7 separate regions of the Homo sapiens genome follow, and all the other regions are linked to region 1. The links are chromatin contacts, found by Hi-C or POLR2A ChIA-PET in ENCODE. All regions are on one chromosome and are shown on one strand. The core of a region is the stretch at or near the end of the contact, and the rest is flanking DNA. Distances in the headings are between cores, read along the strand shown.

The links. Hi-C counts contacts between places; a loop is a spot of excess contacts on that map. ChIA-PET counts read pairs that join two places held with the same protein, here RNA polymerase II (POLR2A). Pooled maps may share reads with other maps.
Region 2: a loop to region 1 is called in a map of dorsolateral prefrontal cortex, with 10 times the contacts of the local background. The contact joins the promoter of ANKRD36 here to the promoter of KANSL3 in region 1. A Hi-C loop is called at or near these places in 4 of 168 maps with a recorded cell type or tissue (CD4-positive, alpha-beta memory T cell, CD8-positive, alpha-beta T cell, dorsolateral prefrontal cortex and 1 more), 5 of 37 single-sample maps with no recorded cell type and 15 of 50 pooled maps.
Region 3: a map of CD8-positive, alpha-beta T cell shows a loop between it and region 1 (23-fold over the local background). The contact joins the promoter of STARD7-AS1 here to the promoter of KANSL3 in region 1. A Hi-C loop is called at or near these places in 2 of 168 maps with a recorded cell type or tissue (CD8-positive, alpha-beta T cell and naive thymus-derived CD4-positive, alpha-beta T cell), 4 of 37 single-sample maps with no recorded cell type and 19 of 50 pooled maps. POLR2A ChIA-PET finds 5 or more read pairs at or near these places in 2 of 52 experiments (CD4-positive, alpha-beta T cell and activated B cell).
Region 4: a loop to region 1 is called in a pooled map, with 3 times the contacts of the local background. The contact joins the enhancer-like site here to the promoter of KANSL3 in region 1. A Hi-C loop is called at or near these places in 1 of 168 maps with a recorded cell type or tissue (gastrocnemius medialis) and 1 of 50 pooled maps. POLR2A ChIA-PET finds 5 or more read pairs at or near these places in 1 of 52 experiments (OCI-LY7).
Region 5: a loop to region 1 is called in a map of CD8-positive, alpha-beta T cell, with 4 times the contacts of the local background. The contact joins the promoter of SNRNP200 here to the promoter of KANSL3 in region 1. A Hi-C loop is called at or near these places in 2 of 168 maps with a recorded cell type or tissue (CD8-positive, alpha-beta T cell and naive thymus-derived CD4-positive, alpha-beta T cell) and 8 of 50 pooled maps.
Region 6: a map of prostate gland shows a loop between it and region 1 (5-fold over the local background). The contact joins the enhancer-like site here to the promoter of KANSL3 in region 1. A Hi-C loop is called at or near these places in 15 of 168 maps with a recorded cell type or tissue (CD4-positive, alpha-beta T cell, CD8-positive, alpha-beta T cell, dorsolateral prefrontal cortex and 9 more), 12 of 37 single-sample maps with no recorded cell type and 29 of 50 pooled maps. POLR2A ChIA-PET finds 5 or more read pairs at or near these places in 4 of 52 experiments (CD4-positive, alpha-beta T cell, CD4-positive, alpha-beta memory T cell, activated CD4-positive, alpha-beta memory T cell and 1 more).
Region 7: a loop to region 1 is called in a pooled map, with 3 times the contacts of the local background. The contact joins the enhancer-like site here to the promoter of KANSL3 in region 1. A Hi-C loop is called at or near these places in 1 of 168 maps with a recorded cell type or tissue (CD4-positive, alpha-beta T cell), 2 of 37 single-sample maps with no recorded cell type and 9 of 50 pooled maps. POLR2A ChIA-PET finds 5 or more read pairs at or near these places in 5 of 52 experiments (GM10248, GM12878, OCI-LY7 and 2 more).

What each region holds. Positions count from the first base shown.
Region 1 is chr2:96,636,579-96,640,869 of GRCh38, reverse strand. It overlaps KANSL3 (KAT8 regulatory NSL complex subunit 3), which reads left to right and starts at 2,558. Exons shown (of 21, transcript NM_001115016.3): 1 at 2,558-2,587; 2 at 3,685-3,949. The coding sequence starts at 3,735. RefSeq lists a silencer at 2,629-2,838.
Region 2 is chr2:97,110,621-97,114,911 of GRCh38, reverse strand. It overlaps ANKRD36 (ankyrin repeat domain 36), which reads right to left and starts at 1,759. Exons shown (of 76, transcript NM_001354587.1): 1 at 976-1,759. The coding sequence starts at 1,172. RefSeq lists enhancers at 1,020-1,249, 2,210-2,309 and silencers at 1,370-1,499, 1,580-1,959.
Region 3 is chr2:96,206,818-96,211,108 of GRCh38, reverse strand. STARD7-AS1 (STARD7 antisense RNA 1) reads right to left here and starts at 2,693. Exons shown (of 4, transcript NR_046322.1): 1 at 2,130-2,693. STARD7 (StAR related lipid transfer domain containing 7) reads left to right here and starts at 2,282. Exons shown (of 8, transcript NM_020151.4): 1 at 2,282-2,964. The coding sequence starts at 2,675. RefSeq lists silencers at 2,036-2,255, 2,606-2,865 and an enhancer at 1,998-2,588.
Region 4 is chr2:96,239,548-96,243,838 of GRCh38, reverse strand. STARD7-AS1 (STARD7 antisense RNA 1) reads right to left here. Exons shown (of 4, transcript NR_046322.1): 3 at 3,151-4,126; 4 at 1,216-1,962. Among named protein-coding and RNA genes, the nearest start is that of TMEM127, 24 kb to the left of the region's middle. RefSeq lists enhancers at 1,676-1,725, 1,746-2,005. Within about 2 kb of position 1,803, at least 19 of the 41 ENCODE cell types and tissues checked have a DNase peak (open chromatin) inside an H3K27ac peak, as active enhancers do; they include OCI-LY7 and gastrocnemius medialis, where a contact is called at or near this core.
Region 5 is chr2:96,303,186-96,307,476 of GRCh38, reverse strand. It overlaps SNRNP200 (small nuclear ribonucleoprotein U5 subunit 200), which reads left to right and starts at 1,931. Exons shown (of 45, transcript NM_014014.5): 1 at 1,931-2,084; 2 at 2,609-2,772; 3 at 4,147-4,291. The coding sequence starts at 2,040. RefSeq lists enhancers at 222-850, 1,443-1,522, 1,772-2,066.
Region 6 is chr2:96,950,690-96,954,980 of GRCh38, reverse strand. It overlaps FAM178B (family with sequence similarity 178 member B), which reads left to right. Exons shown (of 17, transcript NM_001122646.3): 7 at 3,497-3,602. Among named protein-coding and RNA genes, the nearest start is that of FAM178B, 34 kb to the left of the region's middle. RefSeq lists an enhancer at 3,678-4,291. Within about 2 kb of position 1,805, at least 12 of the 41 ENCODE cell types and tissues checked have a DNase peak (open chromatin) inside an H3K27ac peak, as active enhancers do; they include dorsolateral prefrontal cortex, heart right ventricle, prostate gland and 1 more, where a contact is called at or near this core.
Region 7 is chr2:96,341,929-96,346,219 of GRCh38, reverse strand. NCAPH (non-SMC condensin I complex subunit H) reads right to left here. Exons shown (of 18, transcript NM_015341.5): 3 at 4,080-4,170; 4 at 3,372-3,464; 5 at 2,916-3,054; 6 at 1,991-2,115. Among named protein-coding and RNA genes, the nearest start is that of NCAPH, 8.3 kb to the right of the region's middle. Within about 2 kb of position 1,984, at least 4 of the 41 ENCODE cell types and tissues checked have a DNase peak (open chromatin) inside an H3K27ac peak, as active enhancers do; they include CD4-positive, alpha-beta T cell, where a contact is called at or near this core.

The DNA of each region.
Region 1 (4,291 bases), core at 1,309-3,808:
AAAGCTAGAAGACAAATATCAAAGCAGGGAAAACATTTTCAATATACTTAATGTCCAACAGTTTATTTAATAAATGTTTATAGAGCAAGCTCTTAATAAGAAAAGGATGACTATCCCAAAGGAAAACAAAGGCAAAGCTCCTATCAGATAATTGCCCAAAATGACAAAAAAAAATTTTTTTTAAAAAACCCTCAGTCTTGTTAATAATCAAAGAAATACAATGAAATACAATTTATGACTTTGCCAAATTGGTTTCAAAAGCCAAAAAAGATGTAAAAAAAAAAAATCAAACTCACTGGGCACGGTGGCTCACGCCTGTAATCCCAGCACTTTGGGAGGCCAAGGCGGGCGGATCACGAGGTCAGGAGATCGAGACCATCCGGGCTAACACAGTGAAACCCCGTCTCTACTAAAAATACAAAAAATTATCCGAGCATGGTGGCACACGCCTGTGGTCTCAGCTACTCGGGAGGCTGAGGCAGGAGAATCGCTTGAACCAGGGAGGTGGAGGTTGCAGTGAGCCGAGATCACGCTACTGCACTCCAGCCTGGGCGACAGAGAGAGACTCTGTCTCAAAAAAACAAAAACAAAACAAAACAAAAAACTCATTAATAAGCAAATAAATGGGATAAGATACCATTTATCACCTCTTAAATTGGCAAAGAATGAAACAAAATGATAAACGTGGTGTGCTGAGGAAAGGAAGGGGCAGAGAAAAGATACAAATCTGTTTTTAGTGGGAATGGGAATATAAGTAGAGAAATAGCAGAACCCTGGCCCCAAACAAGCGCCCAGGAGACAAAGTTAAGGGTAGGGAGAGGTGGGGCAGGGGCTGCTCTATTTGTGATAATTTCTATGGCCTTAAGCTCCATATTTCTAAACAGCACTTTTAAATAGCATTCCTTGATTTTTTCAAATCTATGAGGCATTTTCCCAGTTTTATTGTTTTCCCCGGGGCTCTCCCTCCTGGTCTTCTCTTCTCCCCCAGCTGAGACTAGTGGTCCCCAGTCCTGCAGCATAGCTATTGTCCTGGGATACTCTTTGCCATCACCTTCAGAATTCCTCGTCTGCTTCTTGTGTTAGACCCTGCTTCCCCGATCCTATGCCTTCCGTCTTCTCAGTTTACCCTCTCATCTTTGTGGAACACAGCTTTGAGTGGCTTTCTGAATGTTTCGAGTGTTTGCATGTCTGTACCTATCTTTTTTTTTTTTTTGAGACAGAGTCTTGCTGTGTCGCCCAGGCTGGAGTGCAATGGCGCGATTTTGGCTCACCGCAACCTCTGCCTCCTGAGTTTGAGAGATTCTCCCACCTCAGCCTCCCGAGTAGCCGGGATTACAGGCATGCGCCACCACACCTGGCTAATTTTTGTATTTTTAGTAGAGACAGGATTTCGCTATGTTGGCCAGGCTGGTTTTGTACTCCTGAACTCGTGATCCACCCTCCTCAGCCTCCCAAAGTGCTGGGATTACAGGCGTGAGCCACCGCACCCGGCCATTTCTTTTTTTAAATAGAAACGAAGTCTCACTGTTTTGTGCAGGCTAGTCTTGAACTCTTGGGCTCAAGCAATCTTCCCACCTTGGCCTCCCAAAGTACTGGGATTATAGGCATGAGCCACAGATCCCGGGTGAGATTTATCATCTTGAACCATGTCTCTTGCTGTCTTGTCTCATGTCTCTTGATGTCATGTTGTCAGTCAGTCAACCAAATAACCAATTATTGATCAGTCAACATTTGAACAATTACCTATGTTCTGGGTGTATGTTCTCTGGAGGATACAAAGGTTAATGTCCCTGATTTTGAGGATCTACTCTCTCTACACAAAACACATAGGAAAGTTAACCACACAAAACAATCTAGGGTCAGTAACAAAATTCTTTTTTTTTTTTTTTGAGACGTAGTCTCACTCCGTCGTCCAGGCTGGAGTGCAGTGGTGCAACCATGGCTCATTGCAGCCTGGACCTCCCAGACTCAAGTGATCCTCCCACCTCAGCCTCCCGGGTAGCTGGGACTACAGGCATACACCACTATCACACACACCTAATTTCTAAAATTTTTTGTAGATACGGGGGTCTCATCATATTGGCCAGGCTCATCTCAAACTCCTGAGCTCAAGAGGTCCTCCCGCCTAGGCCTCCCAAAGCGCTGGGATTACAGGCGTGAGCCACATTAGGTAAATTCTTAATGAGTAAATTCAGGTGGCTGCCCTGGTGGAGGTGGACCGTTGGGTGCTCGACCGCCCAGAGGGCACAAAGGACCAACACGGTGGGGGTGGCGAGAACTGGGGCCGTAGAAGCCAGCCTAGTCCTCCGCCCTCGCTTTCCCTACTGAATATGCGCGAGGGGGAAACTCCAGCCTAGTTGTTGACTTTCTGCTTCGGACATGCTCGCGTGTTCTTGGCTCTCCTCTTCCGGACAGAGGCGCCGGAGCTTCATCCGTTCCGGGCTTTGCCGCTCACCGCCTCTCCCTTCCCAGGCCGTAACCCGCTTCCGCGTTTTACTCGGTGCCCGCAGCGCCGGGGCGTGGAGGCGTTAACGCGCACGCGCTTAGGGATCCGGCCGTGGCCGAGCGCGCGGCCGTAAGACCGCGGGTGAGAGCAGCGTTGGCTTCGAGGGGAGTGGCGGGCCGTGGGGATCGCGGCCGTGGTTGGGACGGCCGGGGGTCTCGGCGAGGGCTTCAGGGCTCCCGGGGCATGCGGGGGCCCGGGCTAGGGCCGGCTGCCGGTGCTGGTCGGGCGGGGCGGGTCGGGCCGGGGGCGGGCTGGCAGGGGCCGCGTCTGGGCCTCCGTGACGCGGACGCCGAGCCCTGCCCCAGGGAGCGGGAGGCGGGAGGCGGGGGCCAGGCGGCTCCTCCTCGTCGCGAACTCTGGATGACCTTGGCCAAATCGCTTCAGTTCCCCGAGCTGGCGACTTCGTCTGTAAAATGCGAGTCATAGCCCTGTCTCCTAGATGGGCCGTGTGGAGGCTCAGTGGCGGGAACGCCTGCGGGGCAGCCGGGGTCCTGGGCGGTTTGCTAGGGACGCCTCACTGGGGGTGAGGGTGAAAGGGCTTCCACGGGGATCATTTTGTCACAGGCTTTGTTGGGGGGGCAGTTTTCATTTTTATGTAAACAACTCTGGAATATTACGAAGTACTTAACAGAACTTTTGTTTCGCACAATACGAGAGGCTTGAAGAAGTGGAGCCCTAGCTGGGATTCGCTTTTTTGAGGCCGGCGTTGCCCTGCCCTTTAGGGGTGCCCACGCTCTAGCTGCGGCCCCGGCTCCCTTCGCATTGTCGTTAGAGGATGGTGTGAAGCAACAGAGATCCTTAGCTTTCAACGAATTCATATTTGTGATTTCCTGTTTGTCAAAACCCTTCCTGCCCACCTAGGAAGTGGTGCTGGCCAAGCAAGTTTACTGTCTGTCCACGCGAGGTCTTTCTGAACCTTGGGGTCGGTGAGCTCTCCCGTTAGGTAATTTCAGTTCGCTAGAGGTTGAGTATGGGACAACTCGTGGCACCATAGTTTTTTTTTTCTTTTTTTTTGGTGTTGGTGTGGGATTCCACGAACCGTCCCCACCAGAGGTCTGCCGTGAAATGGATACTCAATAGGAATGATAGTAGGTTACAAAAGTAAGCATGTTAGATGGTGTAGATTGGGAGAAATTTAGGATATTGGAATTGACCTAAACTGAAACTTTTCACTGCAGGTGACTAGCATGCAGATACCCATGCTCTGACTTTCTGCCCCTCCACTGACATGGCCCACCGGGGTGGGGAGAGGGACTTCCAGACTTCAGCTCGACGCATGGGCACCTCGCTGCTCTTCCAGCTTTCAGTGCATGAACGGGAGCTGGACCTGGTTTTTCTGGATCATAGCTATGCCAAGCCTTGGAGTGCCCACCCAGATGCCAGTAGTGCCCGCCCCACCCGCATGCTCTTTGTCACTCCCCGGCGGCAGCACGAAAGTACCATGTGAGTTGGGGCTTCTAAGGGCTGCTGGTAACCTCACTGGGCAGTGATCAGATGGGAATTTAGAGAGGATTTTCTCAGGATTGACTGGGGGAGATTGTATGAGGCATTTGGATGTTAAATTCAGGCATCTCTTAAGCAGCATAAGGATAGCAGGCTTGAATGTGGCTATCTCTGTGAGACAGCTAACAAGAGTTAGGAAAGCAAGACGTGCAAATGAAAAGCAGACAACCTATTCCACTTAGATAGTAGGACGTGTGGAAAGGGGAAAATCGTAGAGGGTTATTTAACTGGTGAAGAAAAAGACTGAAAAGTTGATTTTAAAAGATTACCCACAGGATACGA
Region 2 (4,291 bases), core at 510-3,009, 470 kb before region 1:
CTTGATGTCGTCACAATAGTAAAAGACAGCATGAGTAATTCAAAAATGTTAACACTTTGATAACTTTATTTGGATTATGTAAAATTTATAAACACAGAAAGAGCTCAGAACTTTAGAAAAATGTGTCTTTCTATTCAAGAACACAGACCATCTTCCCACTTCAAAGTTTCCCTCTAAGGTCCCTCAGTGAAAACCAAATTGACATAGGTGTCCATTGATATCAAATAAATATTGGATTTTTATCCAAAGAATTTTTAGCCAGGAAGTTGATATATTATGGAAATGATTTCTCTCATTATGCACCTTTCCATAATGTATGTAACATTATGCTTTAAAATGTGCACGTTAAAAATAAAACGCTGTACATGCTGAATTTTATTAGTGAAATCACTTTAAAATGATTTATAAAGAAGCAGCATGGTGAGTGATTGGAAACCAGCTGAAGTTTTGTTTTTGTTTTGCTGCTTGTGAAAATGACCTGGGTGCTCGCCCCCGCCAAGGTTTCCACATCCCAGGTGCGGCTGAGCCTGCCAGGAAAGAAAGTCCAGCCCCTTTGGTGACAGGACTCGCCCCCCTCACCTCTGCACCCCTTTCCCCCACCCCATTCACCCCCACCCCTCACCCCCACCTCCAGTCCTCTATCCCATTGAACCCTCACCCCATCTCCCCACCCCACACCGTCCACGCCCCTACCCCCCAAGCCTTCATTCCGTCCACCTCAGCCCATTCACGCCCCCACCCCATGCACCCCCTACTCCCCACTCCCATCCCCCAACTCACTCCACACCCCGCCACCCCATATACCGCCACTCCCCAGGCCCCGCTCCACTCACTCCCACCCCAGCCGGGCACCCCCTAGCCCCCGTCCAAACCCCGAGCCCCGGACCATCCGCCCCGCAGCCCTCAGCCTGGAAAGGGGTACTTCTCCACATCCACAGGCCTCCTCCCGCAGCCCCGGCTCCCGGCCCCCATTACCTTTCCTTCCTGTCTCTCTTATTGGCGTCATAATACGTGAGCAGAAGGTACTTCAGTTTCTCTAGATTACCATGTAAGACAGCTCTGTGGATCCTCTTCAGATGATACGGTTTAATGGGGTATTGGGGAAATGCGAAGCCATCCGAGCACAAGCGCTCCATGAGGGTGGGCCACCTCTCCCGCTTGCCGTCTTCCATAATCGTCGGCTGCAAATTGTAGCCTGCAGCCGTATTTCAGCTCGCCTTCGGGGATCGCCGCCTCCGAAGAGCAACAACGAGCAAAGCAGTCTGTCCACGGACCTCCGCACAGACTCTCAGCGCCTCCCGCCTCTCAGCAGAAACGCCCAACAGAAGGGTTAGAACCAGCGAGCACGCGCACCTTAGCCGGCCCTGCCCAACAGGCCCGAGGCAGAGAAACCGCCCTAGCAGCTCTCGCGCGCCCAGTGCAGGCGGCGGTTGCTGCGGAGGTGCCGCGGGAGGGCGGGGCTCCCTGGAGCGCGAGGCGCGCCCTGCCCCAGGGCCTGTTTAACTGTCGCCCGCGCGCTCTTCTCTTCCACAGGCTCCCGACGCTCGGAGTCCCCCGCGCTGGGCCCTCTGCAGCCCAGGGATGGGGTTGAGTGGTGCTTCTCCGCCTGGTGCCACCGCTGGGCCCACAGCCCCACTTCGCCACTGCGTCGCCCCCGGGGTCCGCGCTGATGGGTGCGAGGCGGGAGGACGGGATCCGGGGTTGCCACAGCTGCAGCCAGCGCACCACTTGTAGGCGGCACTGCAGCTCGGGCTCCGGCGGGGGCTGGCGGGGCTCCCGTGGGATGGCCTCCTGGGCCCTGAGTGCGCCCCCATCCGGCCGGAGGGTGCGCGCCTCCTGCACCCCCGGCGGAAGCCCATGCCCGGCGCTCCTGCCGCAGACTGCCTGACTTGCCGCGGCCAGGCTGGCCCCGGGGTCCGCGCGGCTGGAGGCGCAGGCCTGGTCGGGGATTCCCAATCCTCGGGGACCCCTGCTCCATGTGCTGGTGGCGGCTGCAGCTGCAGCGCCCGTGGGCTGACGTGGCTTCCCGGAGCTGCGGCCGGCCGCGCCCAAGGGCCCCACAGGCTGCGCTGCCCTTGCCAGCTGCTCCTGACCCGCGCCCAGAGCGCAGGACCTGACGCTTGGCACTCTGCAGCCACGGGGATGAGGCTGAGCGCCTGTTTTCGGCCTCGTGGCGCCGCTGGGGCCACAGCCTGACTTCACCACCCTGTCGCCCGAGTCCTGTGATGGGCAGGTGTGAGGAGGGGCAATCGGGGTTCCCAAGGCTGCTGCCTGCATGCCACTCCGTGAGGAAGTTGAAATACGTGATCTCTAAGATTCCTCCCAGTTCTTCACCTCATGAGACAAATATAAATCAAGTAACATTCGCTATTGTGATTAGAAAAGCTGCATTTACACACGTTAGCCACTAGATGGGGACGTGCGATTGTTACAATGCTGAAGGTTTCCCGTATTTCTTTATTTTTTATTTGGCCGCTAGAGGGCACGCCTGCACTGCACTTAAAGCTGACTATTAAGGAAAGACAAAGGAATTCTTGGATTTTTCCATTTTCCTCATCACCTGTGCTTATCAGAGAATTCCAGGGGCAAGCTACCCTTTCCAATTCATCACTAATTTATAAACAAAATTCTAAGGAGTAAGGAATGCTTCTTACTTACTTCCTATAACATATTTAAGAATGAACGCTCAAAATAAAAGTAATTTATTTAAAACGTGTTGAGTAATTATAACTGCAAAATTTTTGCTCATGTTTTTCATATGCTGTTCATTTGCAAATTATTAGAAATCTACATATTCTGTTCATCTCAGCATTATTTATAACAGGGAAAAATTAGACACTAGCCAAAAATCTAAAAACAGGGAACAGTAAGGAAAAAACAAATGGTTCTTTTAATCATCATCACTAAAAGTGCTTGTGACTTAAAATAATGACATAAAAGATGCTTCTACGTTGTTGAGTAAAACATCAAGATAAATTTAAAATTCTATTTCAAGCTTAACTATATTCATTTAAAAAGAGAAAAATTTTAGAGGGTTTATCTTGTTGGATTATCAGATGTTATTTTTCTCTTTTTAATGCCATATACTTTTCAAATTTTCAGTGGGCTGGTATTACTTTTGTATTTAAAAAAGAAAAATATAAGGAAAAAGAAACCTGTCACACACTTTTTAGTGGATTTTACTGATCAGTCATCTCTGTATTTCTGGCATCAGCAAACTGAGCCAGAAACTCAGTGCCTCCCATTTCTTTCTTTTTTTTTTTTTTTTTAGACGGAGTCTTGCTCTGTCGCCCAGGCTAGAGTTCAGTGGCTCAAACTTGGCTCGCTGCAACCTCTGCCTCCCAGGTTCAAGTGATTCTTCTGCCTCAGCCTCCCAATTAGCTGGGATGACAGGTGCCCACCACCGCACCCGGCTAATTTTTCTATTTTAGTAGAAACAGGGTTTCACCATCTTGACCAGGCTGGTCTCGACTCCTGACCTTGTGATCCACTGGCCTCGGCCTCCCAAAGTGCTGGGATTAACAGACCTGAGCCACCGCGCCAGGCCAAGTGCCTCCCATTTCTTGTATTTACCTTTAAAACTCCTGCAATGAAGGACTCCCTCCTCCCTCATCTAACCTATTATGTGTGTGGTGAGTTCTGACTATGATATCATTCCTGATGTGAAACCGAAGTCTCTCTCTTCTAAGTCCATCCATTGGTTCAGTTCTGTCTTCTGACAGAGTCCACGCCAGACTTCACATTTCTCCCAATCGTCTTTGTCCTACAAGGGCTTTCTATTCTTCAAGCTAAAGAGATACCAGTGATTCCATTCGTTCATTCAGTTAACGTTTAGGGGCCACATCTTGTGCTATGTCCTGAGATTTGCCAATGAGCAGAGCTCAGAGTATTGAAAAGACAAACACATACACCAGGCATTTTACTATGCTGTGTTGTGTGCATGACAGGAGCACACAGGGCATCCAGGCACCAGTGAGAAGGGCCATTCACCAGACTTGAGAGGTCAGCAAGGGTGCTCTGAGGAAACACCTTCTAAACTGAGAGCTGGAAAGAGTGAGACAGGAAAGCAGTAAGAGGTAGCGTTCTGAGGAGGAAATCTCCGAGGTGGGACAGGGATGCGTGTGGAGAGAATGCCCTTCCCATCCCCACTCTTCATGAAGTCTCTACTCTGTCAGGGTCTCTCTGCCCTGTGAGCTGCTTGAGGACAAAGACTGTTTTATAAAAATTTTTATTTCCTCCCTCTGTCTTCCTTAAACACCTAGCCCAGTGCCTGGAACATAAGAAGCCATAA
Region 3 (4,291 bases), core at 1,444-3,943, 430 kb after region 1:
ACATAGTATGAGGCCAGATTTCCCAAGGGGCTCTATAAGTCAATTTTTTGGCTTATTGGCTCTATAAGTCAACTTTGTTTTTTTTTTTTTTGAGACGGAGTCTCGCTCTGTCGCCCAGGGTGGAGTGTAGTGGCGCGATCTCGGCTCACTGCTGCAAGCTCCACCTCCCGGGTTCACGCCATTCTCCTGCCTCAGCCTCCCGAGTAGCTAGGATTACAGGTGCCCACTACCACGCCCGGCTAATTTTTTGTATTTTTAGTAGAGACGAGGTTTCACCGTGTTAGCCAGGATGGTCTGGATCTTCTGACCTCGTGATCCGCCCGCCTTGGCCTCCCAAAGTGCTGGGATTAAAAGTGTGAGCCACCATGCCCGGCCTAGAGCTCTTTTTTCTAAGAAAAAATCCTTTTAAGGCCAGGCACGGTGGGTCATTGAATCGTGAATTCAATGGGTGGTCTCTGAGCAGTCACCCTGAATCAGGCCTGTTAAACTTCTTTCAGGGCTCACTGAATGTGACTAGATAAATAAGGAGTGTTCTCCAAGTTAGGCCTGCTGGATTTTCATCAGCAATTCCTTCAGAGATCCCCTCCATATATACAAACACACACACGAAGACAAGACAGACAGAAGGCCTTCCAAATTAAGGTCCCTAACCAAGAACTCCAAGAGTACCCCTTCCAAACTATCCTCCTATTCTCCATCTGACAAATCTCCCTGAAATATTCCTGATTGAGAAGTCTCCCGAACCAAGACTCTTCCTAGTTAGGGACAGCCAACTGGGATGCCCCAGGAGCCAAACTGAGACAGACACCCCATGGTGGAGCTACAGACACCCACCATGTGGCTACAGAATCAGTCCGGAGAAGGAAGGAGGCACTGGCAGCACCTAGGATACTCAGCAACCTGCCACCCCATGATGGGGCTATAGCTACAGACACTCCATGACCTGGCTACAGCGCCCCGCTATGGAGCTACAGATACCCTGTGACAGGGCTACAGTTATGGGATGTCTCCCCAGGACTATTTCTCCATTGCGATTAAGTCCATGCATATTGGGCTAGCAGTGCCCCACTGGCAGAGACGGTGCCAGAGTTAGCCCCTAGTCCAAGAGAACTATGTGGCCGCTTAGGCTGGCCTCTGGATCTGTCACCAGAGGTGGGGCTACCGAACCATGGACAGGTAGCCACAAGGGGTATCCCAGACGAACCCCCAAATTTGTAACCGTACAATGGGTTCACCTTGCCCACTGCCTAGACAGAGCCGATTTATCAAGACAGGGGAACTGCAATAAAGAGTAATTCACGCAGAGCCCACTATGAGACTGGAGTTTGTTTCAACATTACTCAATCAGTCTCCCTTAGCATTCCGGGATCAGAGTGTTTAAGGATAATTTGGTGGGTGGGGGAAGGCCAGTGAGTCCAGAGTGTTGACTGGTTGGGTCGAGATGAAATAATAGGGAATTGAAGCTGTCCTCTTGCACTGAGTTGGTTCCTGGGTGGGGGCCACAAGGTCAGATGAGCCAGTTTATCCATCTGGGTGGTGCCAGGATCCAACCAGTGCGGGGTCAGCAAAATATCTCAAGCACTGATCTTAAGAGCAGTTTAGGGGGATCACAATATCGTAGCCTCCAGCTGCATGACTCCTAAACCATAATTTCCAATCTTATGGCTAACTTATTAGTCCTACAAAGGCAGTCTAGTTCCCAGATAAGAAGATTTGTTTTGGGAAAGGGCTGTTATCCTCTTTATTTTAAACTATAAACTAAGTTCCTCCCAAAATTAGTTCACCTAAGCTCAGGAATGAACAAGGACAGAAGCAAGATGGAATTGGTTAGGTCAGATCTCTTTCACTGTCTCAGTTTTAATTCTGCAATGGCGGTTATCACTGGGAGCCCCCAGCCCCCGCAGAGACATGCGGAGCCCCGCCCCCACCCTGCACTCTAATAAAGAAGGGGGCCAGCGTGCCGGCCTCTTAAAACAAGTTAACACCTGGCAGGATTCTAACAGGAACCTGGCCAGGTTTCTCCGCGGGGCGGGGCTGGGACGGCCGGAAGATGGCGGCGACGGCGGCAGCCGGGTCCGAGGGTCACTCTCCAATGCGCCCTTGACGGCTCTCGCCGCCGAGCCACCTACCTTGCTAGCAGGCGGCCTCCGCGCATGCATGAAGGGGCAGGAGGGGGCGGTGACGAGCACTTCACGGCGCCAATGAGCACCCAGGAGCCCAGGTCGCGCCCAATCACGGCCCAGGTGGCGGAGAAAAAGTAGGGTGCGCGCGCGCCGCGCGTGTGGCAGTCGCGGAAGGCGCGGGAGCTTGCGTGCTGCTGGGCCTGAGCTGTCTGTCTCGTTTCTGTCCGCGCGCCCTGCATCCCGGCCCCGGGCGCCCGCTGGAGGTCGCCGAGGAGCCACAGGGCTGACTGGTCTGCTGCCCGGGCCCAGGAGTGCCTGGTGTAGCAGTCGCGGAGCCATCCCGGCGTCTGCTGCCATGACCGACTCTCCCCTCAGAGGAGACTCTTCCTCAGCGGTGGCTGCAGAGACAGATGAGCGGCGGCTCCTGGCCGCGGGACCGTGAGACGGGTTCGTGGCCGGCCATTTAGGGGGACGCTGCGACCACCGCCTGCGCCCCTCCGGACTGGTTCCTTGGGCCCCGGAAGCTCGCGGCGGGCCCTGCGGGAGGCGGCATGCTCCCGCGGAGGCTGCTGGCCGCCTGGCTGGCGGGGACGCGGGGCGGGGGCCTGCTGGCGCTTCTGGCCAATCAGTGCCGCTTCGTCACGGGCCTGCGCGTGCGGCGCGCGCAGCAGATCGCGCAGCTCTACGGCCGCCTCTACTCCGAGAGCTCACGCCGCGTTCTCCTCGGCCGCCTCTGGCGCCGGCTGCACGGCCGTCCTGGCCATGCCTCTGCCTTGATGGCGGCGTTAGCCGGCGTCTTCGTTTGGGACGAGGAGAGGATCCAGGAGGAGGAGTTGCAGAGGTGGGCGCTGCGGCGAGCTCTTTCTGGGCCGTGGGGTGGGGGGGCTTGTGAACCCTGGGGCCTGCCCTGTGGTCGTTGGCCCTTGTTTACCCGGTGGTCTTTTAATTGGCAATACAGTCGATTGAACCTGCTTCAGCAAACCGCGTTGTTATTTGTCTCTGTGTGTCAATTTGCATTTGTCGGGTTATAAAATAGAACTGAAAGTGTGTAGGCTGGTGTGTAGGAGGGAGACTTTGAGTGGGGCGAGCAAGACAGTAAAGAAACAACACTGTAGAAATCAATTAGATAGCGAAGGCATGGAGGCCCTTGTTCATGTAATCTGTAATCTTTAACACAACCAGAAAGGTGCAAATTCAAAACAAATTTTAAATTTGGCCTAAGGGTGGTGGGCTGCTATTTGCAAAATGACTTCAATCCAGATGGGACTCAGGCCTGTGAGAAAAGCCAGGAGAGCCCTCTGTCATCGTGACTCGTGGCAAAATTGAGAGCCTGGAAGCGATTTTGTCCAGGTTACACAAACCAGCAGCCCAGACATTTGAACCTGTAAGAATTAGGTCAGATTTTTGCGACGTTAACTAGAACTTTGGGAATAGTGTCCCATTAGACTCTGAAGTCATGCTGTCGTCATCAAAACTGTGAAAAGCCCAGTACCATTGATTACGTTTGTTAATCTGTAGTTCTGAGACTGTAGTTTCCAGGTAATGTCATGGGGAAACTTTGCTTTGGTTTTTGGTTTACCTTGTGTCTGTATTTTCTTTGCAACAGATATTCTTAAACTGTGCCCTCCCTGCACAGAAAGTACTTTGCCGTGATTTCGGGAACCAGAGACAATCCCCTCCCTCCGCAGATTCCACACTCGCCTGTTTATTCTTGATATTTCCTCCACAGGGAAACAACCTGTTATTCCACATTTTTTGTTAGGTTAAAAATGGAAATACCCCAATAAAGTTTATACCATGGCCTGTGTGGGAGGTGTAACACCCAGATGCCAGGCAGCTATTTGTGCCACACTATGAATTGTGGGTAAATGCAAGTCTATCTTAAGAACTGGGAATACTTTTCCTAGCAGGAAAGATAACTTTTATAAATGCAACTTAAAATAATAACCACAAACAACCTTATTCACAAAAAAGTTAAGCTATCAAAGCGTGATAGGTATTTTGCCTAGTTCCTATTAGTATTCTTTTGCTACTTGGCCATTGGTTATAATCACAGTCTCTTGGGTGTGGGAAATAAAAGAATAGGAAGAAAACTTCTAAGTTGACAAATTATCATTAACTTTTAATTTTCATTTTTGATGATGAAATGTCCGTGTTCCACTTTTTTT
Region 4 (4,291 bases), core at 554-3,053, 400 kb after region 1:
GGTGGGCAGATCACTTGAGGTCAGGAGTTCGAGACCAGCCTAGCCGACATGGTGAAACTCCGGCTCTACTAAAAATACAAAAATTAGCTGGGTGTGGTGGCTTGCTCCTGTAGTACCAGCTACTCGGGAAGTTGAGGCAGGAGAATCACTTGAACCTGGGAGGCAGAGGTTGCAGTGAGCCAAGATTGCACCACTGCACTCCAGCCTGGGGGACCAGCCAGACCTTGTCTAAAAAAAAAAAAAAGGAAAGAAATAAATTCTTTTCCCATCTTTCTTTCTTTATTCTTATTTTTTGAGACAGCGTCTTCATCTGTTGCCCAAGGTAGAGTGCAGTGGCACAATCGCAGCTCATTGCAGCCTCTATCTCCTTAGGTTTAAGCAATCCTCACACTTCAGCCTCCAGGTTGCTGGGACTACAGGTGTGCAACACCACACCTGACTGATTTTTTTTTTTTCTTTTCTGTATTTTGTAGAGATGTGGTTTTGCCATGTTGCCCAGGCTGCTCTCAAACTCCTGGGCTCAAGCAATCTACACACCTCAACTTCCCAAAGTGCTGGGATTACCACCACACTTGGCCCTTTTCTCATTTCTAAAGTGGGTTGTCTTTTATTGTTGAGTTTTAAGAGCTTTTGTTTGTTTTTGCCATCCTGTGCCACTCTGTTGCACAGGATGGAGTGCCGTGGAGCCATCTGGGCTCACTGAAACCTCCAACTCCTGGGTTCAAGTGGTTCTTCTGCCTCAGTCTTGAGTGAGCCACTACGCCCGCCTAATTTTTGTATTTTTAGAGAGATAGAGTTTCACCGTGTTGGCCAGGCTGGTCTCAAACTCCTGACCTCAGGTGATCCGCCTGCCTCGGCCTCCCAAAGAGCTGGGATTATAGGCATGAGCCACCATGCCCGGCTGAGTTTTAAGAGTTTTTATATATTCTAGATACCAGCCCCTTATCAAGTGGCACAGAGCAACTATGGCAGAGGGCCTACAGAGATTAAGTTTGTGCCCCATAGATATACACTAAAACATTTTGGAGAAATGGAAAAATATGGATTGATACTTTCCATTGCAACAGAATTCTTTTAAAAGACAAAAGAACCTTAGATATCCTCACCAAATTTCAGGATGAAGAACACAGATATTGGAAATTCTTGCTCTAATCTTACCTAAGGGTGTATTAGTCAGTGCTGTTTTAGTTGCAAAAACTAAAAACTCAACTCAAATTAGTCATGGAAGAAAGGAATTTATTGGCTGAGCAGCGGAGAAGTTAAATCCTGAGGTGAATTTGGGGCTCCCAAGATGTCTGGGCCTCCTCACTCCCCCTCTTCCAGCTCCACCCCTGATCACTGGCATCATTTCCTGGCCAGGCCCTTCTCTAGCCTTCAGTGTGGCAAGAGAGCAGTTTCATTTCCGGCTATCTCAGAGCACTGCATTCAACAGAAAACAAAGCAAGCCCTTTCCTTGGAGTTTACAAATGACTCAGGATTCACTCTGATTTGACCAAGAGTCAGAACCCTAATTGGCCAAGCCTGAAGTCACTTGTCTACCCCTGATACTGGGAATAGAATGCATGGATGAGAGGGAGGTGGGTGGTTCCATGAAAAGGAAATTCAAGCACTTTTCCTAAAAGAAGGGGGAATGGATGCTGAAACAACACGTCTCCCACAAAGGGAGCAGACACTGGGCTTGTGAAGCTGCCCCATACCTTCCCCACAGAACTGGGTTTCCCTCCTTGGTGCCCCTGACGGAGCCTTGTCTTCACCCTCCATTATGTATTCATCATGTGGCATCGTCACTGTTTCCTCCTCTGTCTCCAGAGTGTCTTCTCTTAGTTCTCAGCTAGTAAGAGAAGGAGGCTGGGCATGGTGGCTCATGCCTGTAATCCCAGCACTTTGGAAGGCCAAAGTGGAAGGATTGCTTGAAGCCAGGAGTTTGAGACCAGCCTGGGCAACAAAGTAAGACTCCCGTCTCTACAAAAAAGAAAAAAAAAGTTAGCTGGGCATGGTCATGTGCACCTGTGGTCCCAGCTACTTGGGAGGCAGAGGCAGGAAGACTGCTTGAGCCCAGGAGTTTAAGGCTGCAGCGAGCTATGATTGCACCACTGCACTCCAGCCTGGGTGACAGAGTGAGACCTCATCTATAAAATTTTTTTTTAAATGCAGGGGTGAAGGAAATAAGGAGGTAATTACTGAAAGAATGAAAGGTCATGCTAGAAATATACCATAAAATGCAATGGGGACTCAAAGAAGGGCAAGATTAAAGGGGACAGGAAATCTATTCTGGGGTGTCTTTGAGGGCCCTGAGAAATAAAACAAAGGAGTGGCAACAGGAACCAAAATATCCTCTTAATTACTGCTAGAGGGCTGGGCTGGAGGACACAGCTTTAGACCTGTGAACTAAGTGAGCTGCTAATGCAAATCCCACTAGGAGGCAGGCTCACCCGCCCAGCCATGGTAGCCCTCAACCAGAGAAAGCCTCCTTTAGTCCTGCAGGAGTGCAGCCCCCTCAGCGAGAGCAGTGGGATTTTATACCCTGCATGCAGCTCACCCCCAAGGTGATGGAGGGGCCCACTGGCCTACACAGGACCAGTTTCCCCTCCCCACCTACCTATCCAAGCAGTCATCTTTTATTTTCCCTGGGGCAAAGTAATAGAGGGGTGGAGAGAAGGCAGGAATGTTACCCTAGTGGAACTCCCTGAACAGGGGAGGAAACTGGTAAGGTTTCCAAAAGCTCATGGAGACAGTGGCATTTAAGATGGGCCTCTCTTAAGGTCCTGAGCAGGAGGAAATGCAGAGACTCTGGGCCAACACTCCTAGATGTGGCTTCTGGTCACCCCCACTGTCAAGGTGGCTCCACTCTTGCCCCATGGCTCTCTGTAATAACTGCCCTCTTGCCTTGCCTGCTGGCCTGGGTTGCTATGGTGCAGTAACTCTACAGCTTGGTACTTGGGTCTCGACTTGTTCATACATGTTGGTGCATCTCTGTGCCCTAAGATTCTCTTCCAGCTATAGCTGGCTCTGTTTCTCTGCACCTGCCACACTGCAATGAGCAGATCTATTTCCAGGTCTGGCAGCCCCTGCTGCTGGGCTCCTTCCCATAGTGGTAAACTGGGCCAGGCTGAAGAGATGATATTAACCTAAACTGAGCCAGATACTCACCAACTGCAGGGAAGGAAGGAAGCAGGAGTGTGTGCTTCACTTTGCTTCCTAGGCTCCAGACCCCCAACTGCCCGCTGGGAAAACAAGGGCAGCTCTTGCCCACATGAAGCAGGGAGCCTCGCTCCTGAGGCAGGGCGCTGGTGGAGGCTGCCTGAATGTGTGTTCTCACTGGCGACTTGGATCTGGTCCTGAGAAGAGTTGACCCGAGATGTCTTTGGCCTTGCAATTCCACATACAGCCCCCTCCTTGATGACAAAAACAGATGCTTCCATGAGGAGTTTTTGAATTCGGAAGAAATTACCTGCTACGAGGAACAGTCTCACATACTGAGGAGTAAGAGGACGAATATTGTAAACACTTTTCATTCTGAATAATAGACTAATAGAGCTTTGGATTGTCCATGTATTCTGAAGGGAAGAAAAGGCACTTATTTGCTGCCTTTTGGCATGATAGTCAAAGCCCAGGGGTTGCATCAGACTCAAACAGCTTGCTCTCCAAGTCCTGAGGGGAAAGGGACCAAGGCATAGACATGAGAGCTAACAACAACCAACTTCAAGCAGGCCCACTTAACCCTCTGCACAATGCCTGCCCTCCGCTGTAATGAGAAATGATTTCCACACATGCTGCTGCTAAGATAATAAGAGTGCTTCCGAACTCTCTGCCAGAGCCCAGACTAGAAGACATGATCTGTAGCTTGGGATCTGAAACCTGCAGGCCATGAGGAAGGACACACAGAGGGCAAGGGCGTCAGCTAAGGGACAGCGGCGAGGGATGGCTGCAGAGGGGGTGTGCAGAGCTCCAGCACCGTGCAGGTGGAGAGAGTCCGTGCTCTAACTCCCAACACTGGTTATCCGCACCAGGATACTCTGTTGAGTTCCATGACAGAATCTGTTTCAGGGCGGGCTCCCTGGAGGCTGACTTTGAGATGGAGATTCCCATGCAGGGAGTGTACTGGGGCTGCTCTCAGGTTCAGCACCTACAGAAGGGAAGGAAGCAGACTTGCTCACAGGGAGAAGCTGGGCTGCAAGGCAGTCTCGACACACCCCTCAGCTGAACCCATGGAAGGTGTTGAAGCATTAGAAAAGTCTCATGGCCGTCCCAGCTTCAGATGCCCCCAGCCCCCACTGAGCTGAGGGGCCAG
Region 5 (4,291 bases), core at 682-3,181, 330 kb after region 1:
CATTTGGTAGAGCCTGATTAGAGAGGAAAAGAAAAGATGGGGAAAGTTTCCTTTTTTTCTTGCTTCACAGGTTTGCCCACAGCCCAGCTGCATCTGTGAACATGAATGCTACTTCTACAGAAACAGAGTGGAATCTCCGAAATACCTTTGAGACCCTTTCGTGTCAGGTGGGTGGGCCACAGCCTGATCATGGAATAAAAGTCAGCCTTAAGGATTCAGATTTCAATAACTTTCAGTGAACCCCACCTTGAGTCAGGCACTTTGCTAGGTGCTTTTAAACACACTATCCCATTTAATCACAATGGGAGGAAGGTTTTATTGCCTCAATTTTTTTTTTTTTAAGACAAAGAGTCTCACTCTGTCATCCAGGCTGGAGTGCAGAGTTTGATCTCGGCTCACTGCAACCTCCACCTCCCAGGTTCAAGTGATTCTCCTGCCTCAGCCTCCTGAGTAGCTGGGATTACAGGCACCCACTACCACGCCTGGCTAATTTTTGTATTTTTAGTAGTGACAGGGTTTCACCATGTGGGCCAGGCTGGTCTCAAACTCCTGACCTCAAGTGATCCGCCTGCCTTGGCCTCCCAGAGTGCTGGGATTACAGGCGTGAGCCAGCGTGTCCAGCCAATTGCCTCAATTTTAAGGATGAGGAAAATGGTGCTCACCGAGAGGCCAGGTAGCTAGCTACTTCAAAGTCACACAGCCACTGAGGAGCAGAGCCATGAGGACTCGACTGTCCCTTGGGAAGACGAGTTATTAAAAAAAAAACAAACACCCACCAAAGCAGCAAACTCCATGCCTACAGGGGCTGGGCAAGTAAAAATAAGGAGATGGGCAGGCATGAGAAAACAGGAGCAGTGGGAAGGACTTGCCTATTCTCTGACCTTGGCAGCTGCTGACCAGCAGCAGGTCATGCCATGCAGCAGTGTGGGTGTCATGTGGCTGATTTTCTAGTATCTCAACTGATGGGGGAGAGCCAGAGTTTGCATGAAATTATCCCAATTTTTAAAGAAGGAGCCAACAGTGAGCCAAACACGATACCACTACAGAACAAATCTGGTCTAGGGGACTGCTATTGAGGATGAATTCCTTTGGCTTAACACCCATCCTCCTGTTCATTCATCTTCTCAAAAGCAAACATGCTCTAAGTGAGGAGGGAGGTCACCTTCAGCCATAAGGCGCCATTCTACTGGCGAGAAGTGGTGGGGAATGTGGGACAGAGAAGACTTTGTAGCTGGGGAAGAAATTAAGTCATAGTCACCAAGGATTTGGCCCTGCCTTCACCGGTTTCCCTGGGCGGCAGGGAGGGCCCTACCATAGAATGTTACCGACAAGTGGGAGCAAATGGGGGCCCCGGCCCTGTTCGTTCAGCTGGGTGAAAACGAGGGTCTTGGGGGCACAGGTTTAGGTGGGATTGGTGGGGGATAGTAGCTTTCTTTTTCAATTGTTGAACACAGAAGAGAAACCCAAAGCAAGGCGCCAATCATTAAAACACACAAACACAGACACACGCGCAAGTCACCTTGCTCGCTGGGTACTTTAGTTACCTCAAACGGAAATGGGGTTTTCGGCCCCTCTTTTCCTGCCTACCTCATGGGACTGTTGCCAAAGAGGAAGGAACCGGAAGGAAAGGTCTTGGGACAGGACAGGGGCTAAGCAGCCGTGCATTCGTTATGATGTGAGGGGTGCCGGGGGCTGGAGACTGAGGTCGGGGAGAGCACGGGCCCTGGGTCCTTAGTGCCAGCGGGCGGCCAGAACCAGAGTGCGGGGGTCTAGGGATTCGGGGACCCAGACGCACCAGGCCCACATATCCCGCTCAGAAGGGTGCGGAAAGCCGCGCGCACACGGCAGGGACACGCCCCAGACACGCCCCGCCCCGCACTTCTGGGGCGCGACCCGGAAGCGGAAGGGAACCCGTTTCTTTTCCTTCCCCAGTGCGTCTTTCCTGCGTCGTTCCGGCGCGGCGGGAGCAGAGATCTGCGGCCGTTTGCAGCTTGCGGTAGGGAGGCGTGGTGGTCTGAAGCCTCCGAGCAGCCGCGGCCATGGCGGATGTAACCGCCCGTAGTCTGCAATACGAGTACAAGGCGGTGCGTTTGGTCTTGGGGAAGGATTCCAGGCTCAGGAGTCCAATGGGGAGGGGGAGGCTGAAAAAGGGAGTTTCAGTCTGAAGGCCTACAGGAGAGCCACGAAAACGAAGGGGAAATGGAATCGGGGTGAAGGTGGGGGTTATACGATGACGTGAATAACCTACTGGGGTCTGGGGAGCGCTAAGATCTCTCTAGGAGGAGTTTCTCGAGTACCTTCAACGCTAAGCCCTCCCCCTTCCACACGTCACTCCCAACCCACTCACTACTTTTCACAGGTGTGGGTTATGATGGGCGCTGTTAGGAACAAGAATTGTTTAGCTGATTCGACAGCGCATAAGACTTATTCAGCTGTACGCTTCTGCACAGCGTTATACTATGCAATTCTTAAGGAAAATATATTTTTATTACGATTAGTGATGATAAGCAACTAGTTACTACGATTTTTTCCATCAGCTGGGGTAACTATGATAGTAGGAATTGGCCCTGCTCATGTCAAAGCTTCAATAATGTTTTGATCTTTTCAGAACTCGAATCTTGTGCTCCAAGCTGACCGTTCTCTCATTGACCGGACCCGCCGGGATGAACCCACAGGAGAGGTGCTGTCCCTTGTTGGGAAGCTGGAGGGCACCCGTATGGGAGACAAGGCTCAACGGACCAAACCGCAGATGCAGGAGGAAAGAAGAGCCAAGTGAGTGCCAAGGGGATACTATTTTTTCCTTCAGATCCAAAGTCTCTTCCCTTTAACATTCGAGCAGCATTTTTGCTGGAATGCTTGGTGTAAGATCAGTGGCATTAAAACAATTCAGTGAAGGTAAAAACAGACCAGGAGAGTTTAAAGATTTTTTGGCCTTAACAAGTGCATCTCAAGTGGAAAATAACTTGTTGGTACCTTTTTCTTACATGTGTGTTTCTGGTCCATAGACAGATCTTAATTTTCTTCAGGGTATTTTCAAGACCCTTGCTATTCCTATGTCCCAGTAATTCGTTTTCCTTTTTTCCCATTACTAACTTCCTACCCCTACTTTTTCCATTTACTCTTGTCCACGTTCTACCTATTTTGTTGTAACAAACTAATTTAAGCATCCATAGTATGAAAGACAGGTTTCTTTCTTAGTTTGCATTTTTTTCCTTTATTTTTTTTTTTTAAGATTTCTTGGGGATATGTTTCAAAAACTTACCTTTACCTCATCATTATCTTTTGATCCTGAATATCTTGGTGTCTTGCTCCCTTTCCTATGATGAAGTTTCCAAAATTCCTAGGCTTAGTTTGATTAAAGTAGTTATGTTTGAAATGAGTTAATACATTATCTCCACTTTGTGCTATATCTTCTTTTCCAGTTTTGTTATACTTTGTTGATAGTCAACGGCAGTAGATTCTGTTAGAGCTTGGTTCTCTAGCTAGAAAGGGAAAATGCATTGGAGAGGTGAAAAACTAGTCAAAATCCTATTATATAATAGTCTCATACAATGTATGAAGGGTTGTACTTTTTTTTTTTTTTTTTTTGAGACGGAATCTCACTCTGTCACCCAGGCTGGAGTGCAGTGGCGTGATCTCTCTCACGGCAACCTCCACCTCCCGGGTTCAAGCGATTCTCCTGCCTCAGCCTCCTGAGTAGCTGGGATTACAGGCGCTCGCCACTGTGCCCGGCTAATTTTTGTATATTTAGTAGATACAGGGTTTCTCCATGTTGGCCAGGTTGGTCTTGAACTCCTGACCTCAGGTGATCCGCCTGCCTTGGCCTCCCAAAATGTTGGGATTACAGGCGTGAACCACTGCACCTGGCCAAAGGGTTGTATTTTTTAAATGAGAAACATCTCATTGTAATGTTTAGTGCATCTAGTGAGAAGATGATAGGGAATTTTTCTTTTTGTCACTGTGTCCCATAAAGAAATACTCCTGCAAGTGATTAAGGCCAAACGGAATCATTTGCTGAGGCTCAGATACCTGTTTTCAGATATTAACTTCTTGCCATGAAGCTGAGGAGAGGAGGGTGGGCTTGATCCAGTCTTCCCTTGGGGACGAAAGGTTCTGCCATTCAATATCACATTGCATGTCCATTAGGCGAAGAAAGCGTGATGAGGACCGGCATGACATCAACAAGATGAAGGGTTATACTCTGCTGTCGGAGGGCATTGATGAGATGGTGGGCATCATCTACAAGCCCAAAACTAAAGAGACTCGGGAGACCTATGAGGTGCTACTCAGC
Region 6 (4,291 bases), core at 556-3,055, 310 kb before region 1:
ACTCCCGGCTCAAGAGGTCCTCTTGCCTCGGCCTCCCAAGTAGTTGGGACCACAGGTGTGCACTACCATGCTTAGCTAAGTTTTGTATTTTTTTTTAGAGACAGGGTCTCACTGTGTTGCCTAGGCTGGTCTCAAATTCCTGGCCTCAAGCTATCCTCCTGCCTGGGCCTTCCAAAGTTCTGAGATTATAGACATGAGCCACTGCATCTGGCCTCTCTTATGTTTAAACAAAGAAAGAGAAAGCAAAAGGCCATAGGTGAACGCTTTGGTTGCTATTGGTTTCTATTGTATTTAGGCATTTTATTCAGACTGATTTGAGTAACTTGGCAAAGGCCCAGGAGCTGATACGTATAAATAACTACACTTGGTGTTTATCCTTCGGCCATCACTTGGGATTCTAAAGGCATTTAGAGACCTTGCCCTCTGGGACTGCTGCCCATAAAATAAATGAGGAGGTTGAGGCGGGAAGAATCTTCCCTTGGGTGTGATAAGGAACAGAAATTCCAAGATGAAGCTGGTCAGAGCTCTGCTTAGGAAGGCCCGTGTGCTGAGCCCAGCTGCCCCCATTTCCTGTCACTGGTTTTGCGGGTTTCCCCGTTGTAGCTGATGTCCTTCCCTCGCTTCCTTCTGCTCCAGTGGGCGGCGAGGGTGGAGGCAGACACCTGCCCACTGTCATTGCTGTCATGGCTGGGGATTAGCAGCTCCCTCCTCATCTCTAGTCACAGCTGAGGACTCCGATGGGAACCTCCCTTCATGGGATCCTCAGGTCTGACAGCTGGGGGCTTCCCACTCAGCCAGGCCTGCATGGTATCTGCTGCCGATGGAGGCTCTGTCCCTCTGTCTCTCCCTCCAGGGCCCTCCAACATTCTCAGGATAACTTCGGACCTCAGCATTGGCTTGGCCGTGGACAGAGGCACCCCCTTGGACCCAGCATCCGTGTTCTTGATGTGGGGACGTGACTCTGACAACAGCCAATTCTGTCACCCAAGGCGTTTGAGCTTTCACTGCACACACCTCCCACCCCCTTTCCTTTTTCCCTTTTCCTCCAGGCTTCCCAGCCCAGGTGCTGCTGTTGGGATCCTCCTCCTTTCCCCAGAGTTAAGGCATTGTCTGTGCACAAGGCCCATTCCCTGCCCAGCAGCCAAGCTTGAGGTCACCCTGTGATAACCTGAAGGGCGTGGAAGGGCTTGTGGCTGAGCCAAGGAGAAGCAGCACTCCCGTCCCACCGAGCATGCACTCGGCCTGCAGAGGGGAGTCCTTGCCTCTAACCCTAAACACAGAATTCCTTGAAAGCCAGTCACCTCAGGGCAGAGCAGGACTATGTCCTTTCTGGCTTTCTGTTGCTCCTGGTCCCATAGACAAAATTTTCTCAGCAGCAATGAACTCAGAGGCCAATCAATCATTTCTCTGGCAGAAACTGCAAAGCCCACATAGCAGAAGGGAGATGTTGCAACTGTGGGGTCTCTCCCTTGGAGCAGCAGTTAGAAATGTGTTGATCTGAGCCAACAGGGCCTTGTACAATCAATTCTCCCACTAAGAAACTGGCGGGGTGCCCCCTCCAGCAGAATGCCAGAGCCAGCGTCTCCTCAGAGTCCCTGAAGCGCCAGCCTCCTCACCACATGGCCCTTGTCGGGGTTCTGCCAACTTGCAAGGTCCTCCAGACATTGTTTACATGGGTATTGTCTGCGTTCGGGCTGCTGTGCATGTTCTTGAACCATGCGTCTTGCTGGGGTCAGTCCCTGAAAGTCTCCATGTGACCGGGCACGTGGATAGAATGGAGCATGCCAGCAGTCCTGGGGTGCACGTGTATTTGTATGTACAAACGAAGGTCTATTTCAGGGTGGTAAACTTCACAACCACAGGAACAAAGCTGCTTTCTCCTCTGAACTTAAATGACTTAGAGAAAAAACATGCAATTTGTAAACTGCCTGGACATTCTCAGAGAGACAGCAGCTTGGCTCAGAGGATAATCTTTGTTTTGTAGCATTCTGTTCCTGGCAGATTAAAAAATGATGTCCTTTTTAAAGGAGAAGGAGGAGAAGCAGAAGGAGGAGGTTGGGCTGACTGAAAAACTTTTTATCTAGGGTGGCAACGTTAAGTACTTTCTGAAATGTTCTTTGCATGCATTTGGGCCATTAAAAAGAAGAACAAATGTGACTTACGTTTTCATTTCCTGGAATCCATGTTAATGATCTTTGGGACGTGGTCTAGAGAGAGCAAGCAAAGATGGTGGTCACAAAATGCGCAGGACGTAGGAGAATCCTACCCCAAACCCAGGCTCTCTGGGGATGACCAGGAGCTCAGGAACGGTGACAAAGTCCAGCCAACCCCCTATAAAATGACTTCTGAAGCACCTTCTACCAGAGGCCCTACAACCATATGAAACATTTCAACAACTCATTTTGCAAAGATCTGGAATCTTGTAGGTCAAGGTGATCTACCGGGTCAGTGGTCCCCAAGGCAGGGCTCATCTCCACACCAGCGCCGATTTTGAGAGCTCCTGTTAGGAGGAAGAGGCCCGAGGGGGTGGTGTGAATGGGCACACGGTCACAGCCACAGCCGCGTGGCTGGTCTGAGCACGCCCCCATCCCTGGAATCTGGGACACTTGCAGCTCACATGGTTTCTGAAGAATCCTCTATGGAACTCTTGTTTGGTATTTCCTTCCCAGAATGTCTTCATCCCGGGCCCCTTTCTGTTATTTTCCGGTCTTCTCAGGTGTCCCCTTTGTATCTGAAAAACATAAGGCAGAGCAGAAACGCCCTGTGTAACCAGATCGCGAGACGCTGGCCTCGTGGGGGTAATCGTGCCCGCCCCTTGCAGCTGGAGGAACCCGAGGCTAAGACACCCACTCCTGGCCTCACTCCTCACCTTTCCACACCCTTGGCAAATATTCCACTTTCCCCTGTGGTCAAATGGAAAGGGCAGACTGCACTGCCCCACCATGTTTTTTTGTTTGTTTGAGACGGAGTGTTGCCCTGTTGCCCAGGCTGGAGTGCAGTGGCATGATCTTGGCTCACTGCAACTTCCACCTCCCGGGTTCAAGCAATTCTCCTGCCTCAGCTTCCCGAGTAGCTGGGATTACAGGTACATGCCACCATGCCTGGCTAATTTTTGTATTTTTAGTAGAGACAGCGTTTCACCATGTTGGCCAGGCTGGTCTTGAACTCCTGACCTCGTGATCTACCCGCCTTTGCCTCCCAAAGTGCTGGGATTACAGGCGTGAGCCACTGCCTCCAGCCACCCGCCATGTGTTTTAAACACCATGAGGTGTGTTCACGCAACATTCAAGAAGAGCAGGTGATTCTGATGCTAGCCTGGGTTCTTTTCCTTCTGACAGATCATGCACTGAGGGCTTGAAAAGCACATTTGTCTCTAGCGTTACAGATATGCTTCCCAACAGCCAGTGAAGCTGGGTAGTGACAGCCTCCCGCGGTGTCACCGAGACAAGTGTGCTGGCACAGAGGCCTCCCCTAACCTCAGCCCTCTGCCTCCCAGCTCCCCGCCAGCCCAACAGCTCTCCTTCCTGCGCAGTGGCCTCCTGAACATCCTCTACCTGCACATGCCTGACTGCCCGGTATCCCTGCTCCAGTGGCTGTTCCAGGTGAGGACCGCAGGCCTGCCACTAGGTGGCGGGAGCGCTGCAGTCTGGTGGCCCGGCAGGCCCACAGGCTGAGGGGTGGGCACTTCACCTCTTCTTGCCTTAGGTGCTGCTTGGCTGGGCTCAGGCTGGGAGGAGGGAGGAGAGCTGATTGGGCATCGATCCCCACAATGGTGCTAAGAATGCCAAGGCCAGGGAGGTGCAGGGGGTTCGCCTGTGGTCTCCCAGAGCGGCGAGCGCTGGGAGCCTCTGCTTCCCCCGAAGGTGTGTGTCTCTGGGTGCTGCCTGTGCCCTCACGTGGCTTTCCTGAGGGACCTGGTGTACCCAGTGGACTTACGGTCTAACCTCTCAGTGAATCGGTCCAAGCCCCTCAACAAGTGCTTCCTATGCAACAAAGCTAATTTCTTCACCAGCGATCACAGGTCCCTCATCCCATACGCAGCGGGAGGGCCGTTCAGGGCCCACGGCAATCCTGCAGTGCCTGGTTTGGATCCCTCGTGAATTTGGAGCCGAGGGTGCTTGGGCGTTTGAGCGTGTGCTTCCTGTGTGCAGTTGTAGCTTGGCTGGGAAAACCTGGAACGGCTGCTCTGGCTGTGCTGTTTTTTCCCTCCTGGTTGCTGCTAGAGCGTTTTGCCATAGGGGAACATACATTTTGCCCAGGGCTTGACACCTTTGCACAGAGAGAGGCAGTG
Region 7 (4,291 bases), core at 735-3,234, 290 kb after region 1:
CTGGCTTCCTGTTTTAAGACAGTATCCAGAAGGCTCCCCCATGAGTGCACCCAAACAACACCCGTCAGCCGAGCCCAACCTGTGCTGTCCATTCCCTACCTCTCACCTGCGCAAGGACATCAGCCTGGCAATTCTCCTTTCTGCTGCATCATCAATAATCCCTTCTCCAAACTAGACTGCTGTCATCAACAAAATATGCTGTCATTTCTCCCATTCAAAAACAAAATCAAAACTCTTGGCCTTACTTTTCCCTCCATTTGCTATCCCAGTACTCTGCTCCAAATTATAGCAAAACTCTTCAAAACAACTACCTATATTCAAGTGTTTTCAGTCCTTTCCTCCCATTTATCATAAAAAAAATTTCAGATCCACAAGAATGTTGAAACAGTAATACGAATCTCTGTAAAGCTTCTACTCAGATTACCCAATGGGTAGCATTTTGCATATTTGTTTTCATTTACTCTCTCTATATATATCTCTCTCCCCACCCCAGAGTCTTTTGTCAGTAATCCTCATGACACTTCACCATGTCCCAGTTACTAAGCTACTGCCTCTCAGCTCTAAGCCTACCCTCTCTCCTTGGCTGTGATGCAGGGTCTGGGACATTCAGCTTTGCCGGCAGCTCCCTGTTAGGGTTTACCAAGTAGGGGCACTAGAGGGAGACTACAGGCTCCAAGGGAGAGAAGGCACTGCTCCTTTCTGCAGGTTGCATGTTAGGAGAGCGTCACCCAGCAGTGTTCCACCCCGGCTGCAGCAGAGCCCACCTGTAGCAGCAGCTGAACCCCACTGGCAGATTTTCACACTCACAGAACCAGCCTTATTGAGACACCAGCACCAGCCAGCATGCCCCCGTTCCAGGGTCTGGGTCCTGGGCACACAATCCCCTCCCTCAAACTCAGGGACACTAGCACCAGCCAAGCCCTTCCCTGGAGGTCTGAGCTTGAGTTTCAGAGGGGCCCCCACTCCAAGCTCATTAGTGGCCTCAGGTTGCCACATTTGGCATGGTTGATCATTCCCCACTCCCTGAAATATTTTCTCATTTGGATACCACGCTCTTCTGGTTTTCCTCCTACCTACTGGATGTTTTTTCAGCTCTCTGAACTCCTAAGATTGGGGAAAAGGAACTCCCAGTCTTTTTCCCATATACATTCATTTCCTTGGTGACCAATTCTAGTTTTGTGACCTTAATTACCATTTATGAATGTTGTGGAGGTAAGAGAGAAAAGTAATCTAGTCTACTGCTAGTGGGAGAGTAAATTAGTACCTTTTTTTGAGGGCAACTTAAAATCCATGTCTCAGAATTTTCTTACAGATATTCTCCCATACGAGTGCAAAGATAATATGTATTAGAATGTTCACTGAAACAATGTTTTTAATGGCAGAATTAAAAAATAAAATTGTAGTAACACCTGTTTGCTTTAAATTAACTGTGCTAATTATAGATGAGGCCTCCAGTACCATTTGTTTAAGCCGATTCCTTAGGATTTGCTAGATAGATGATTTAAAGCTAGGATTCTGGAGTTAGACCACTTAGCTTCAACTTCTAGCTCACTTACTAGATGTGTCGTTTCAGGCAAGTCATTGTGCCTCAGTTACCTCTTCCTAAAATGATACAAGAATGTTGTGAGGATTAAATGAGTTAATACAGGTTACAGGCTTAAGGAAGCACATGGTGCTCACTATGTGTACATTAAATGTTAGCTAACATAACCACTGCTACATTTACTAGGAAATAAAATTAATTTTTTATCAATTAGATTTCTCAGCAATTTGCAGTCTCTTCCTTTTGAATCATTCTGAAACACTGAGGGACTTACTTTTAGTCTTTACTGTCAAGCTAAAAGATGATAATGCAGAGATATCAGTTGAATATTTTACTCCCTTGAGGCTTAAACAGGCACATACCAGCAAGGCAGCCTTAGCCCTGCCAAGTCTCAGCCCCTAAGGTTCTGAATTAGTCAGAAACCACACTGCGCATACAGTTCCTCACCTCACACTTCCGATCTGCTTCGGAGACATTGAGGTTGTTTATGTTCTGCTCAATAGTTCTGTGTAAGTGCTTCTTCTTTGGCTTTACAGCCTTTTTGGTTGTTCCCATTTCAGTAGCACTTCCATCTAAAAGGAGAAATACAATTGCGTACTGCAAGGGCTGCTTTGAAGCATGTGATGAACTTACTAACTCAAGTTCTTCAAAACCTGTCGTAATTTAAACATGTGAGGCCAGGTGTGGTGGCTCATGCCTGTAATCCTAGCGCTTTGGGAGGCTGAGGCAGACGGATCACTTGAGCTCAGGAGTTCAAGACCAGCCTGGCCAACATGACAAAACCCCGTCTCTACAAAACAGTACAAAAATTAGCCAGACATGGAGATGCACACCTGTAGTCCCAGCTACTTGGGGTGGTGAGGCAGGAGGATCACTTGAACTTGGGAGCCAGAGGCTGCCGTGAGCCCAGATCACACCACTGCATACCAGCCTGGGTGACAAAGTGAGCCTCGTTTCAAAAAAAAAAAAAACAAAACTCCAACCCCAACCAAACAAAAAACACGCAGTTCTCTCAAAACATCAGGCATATTTAATCTGCAACTTATGGAGAAACCAAACTATTAGATTTGGCTTCTCACGCAAGTCCATTTCCAAAGACTCCCAGATCAGAAGTTCCTTAGTTGGTGATGTTTACACAACCTGGCCTAAATAAAATATAAACGCTTTTATAAGGCCCTTCTCTTTTTCAAGGAAATATAATTTTAGTGTTTGAGTATCTTCTCACGTAAGACCATATATGGTTCTAAAAATGCCCTGTCTTCAATAAAATGAGATCACTTATTTCTTGTGACCTTCTTCTAGTATATTACTCAAGTAACTACCTGGTATGCCCTAAAAAGAGCCACTTAAATCCAGATCCCTACCCACCTACCAGCAACATGGCCTTCTACTTCTTCCAAAGACGGTGCATCTTTGCCCAGCCCCCCAAGGACTCTGTATACATCGGCATGGACGGCATCCACGCGCACAGCATAGATCTTGGTGCTGGCATCCAGAGTACCCGCAGCCACCTAGTCAAACAATCAGAGCTGCACTCACAAAGATACACAAAAAACAACTTCTGAACAGGTAAAACACAGCAAGCTTCACAAAATATTTACTTGCCCCAAGGAAGCAATGACAAAGATCCCTCTATGACTGATAGGGAATAAACAGAATATATATTCTCTCTGTATTTCATCAGTTTAGGAAAAGAAAGTAAATTAACTAACATAACATCTAAATGAGAAGTCTCTCATGTATTTGCAGCATTCAACTGTGTTATGCCAAGTAGTAGAAATCATCATCATTTAATTCAGATGCAAGAGAAAGTGGACATCCTTCTTACTTTAAAGTTGGTTGGTTCGGTGTCTTTCTGTTTAAGAATCTCTGACATAAAATCAATCAAGTGCAAACCAAAAGCATTCTTGGTAGTGATTTTCTGAAAACAGAAAATTGCAGAAAGGATTGTTATTTATAGCCTAGGCTCATGTAAATAATGCTGCTTTTAACAGAGGAAGCTAAGTCTTTACATAGGAATACCCACATATTGTCACTGATCTCTCTTCCCAAAAACACTTGTCAAGAGCCAAATCCTCACAGGCATGTCCTCATGTTCAAGGCTAGGGAATGACGGCACAAAATTCCTGAATGCTCAGTGTGTGCAGGCCCTGCTCTAAGCACTGCACACAAAGGGACTCACCCTCCAAACAACTTCATGAGGCAGGCACTACCCCCATTCTCCAGAGGACACGGAAGCAAAATGGTTGGGTGGCTCACACACAGCTTAGAAGCATGTAGCCTCCAACTCAGGCTAGCTCCAGAACTCTACTATTAACTCATGCGCCATGCTGCCTTTCTAGATACACAGCAGATAGCTGGCAGCCTCTCAGGAGGTGCACCACGGGTCCAGAGTAAACAGTAAAACCACCAGCACTAAGATGACTCACCAGAGAATTATCATCATTGATTGTGCATTATCTACAGAAACAAGATAGCTGGATTTCCCCTGTGATCAAGGGATTACGTCTTCAATAATAAACCAGCAAATACTCACATTTTCAGTGGACAGTTTGATACAGGTGGAGTAATGTTCCGTAATCTGCGTGTTTGTAAACTTGGGGATAGTAGCTGAAATGTCAATACTCCTAAATGGAAAACAAAAACAAACAACTCTGGCAAGAATCCATGATAGTTTAAATTTTCAAAACCTAGACCCATGAAGTTTTGTGGAGATGCCTGGACCTACGCAGCCCATATCAAGGCGGC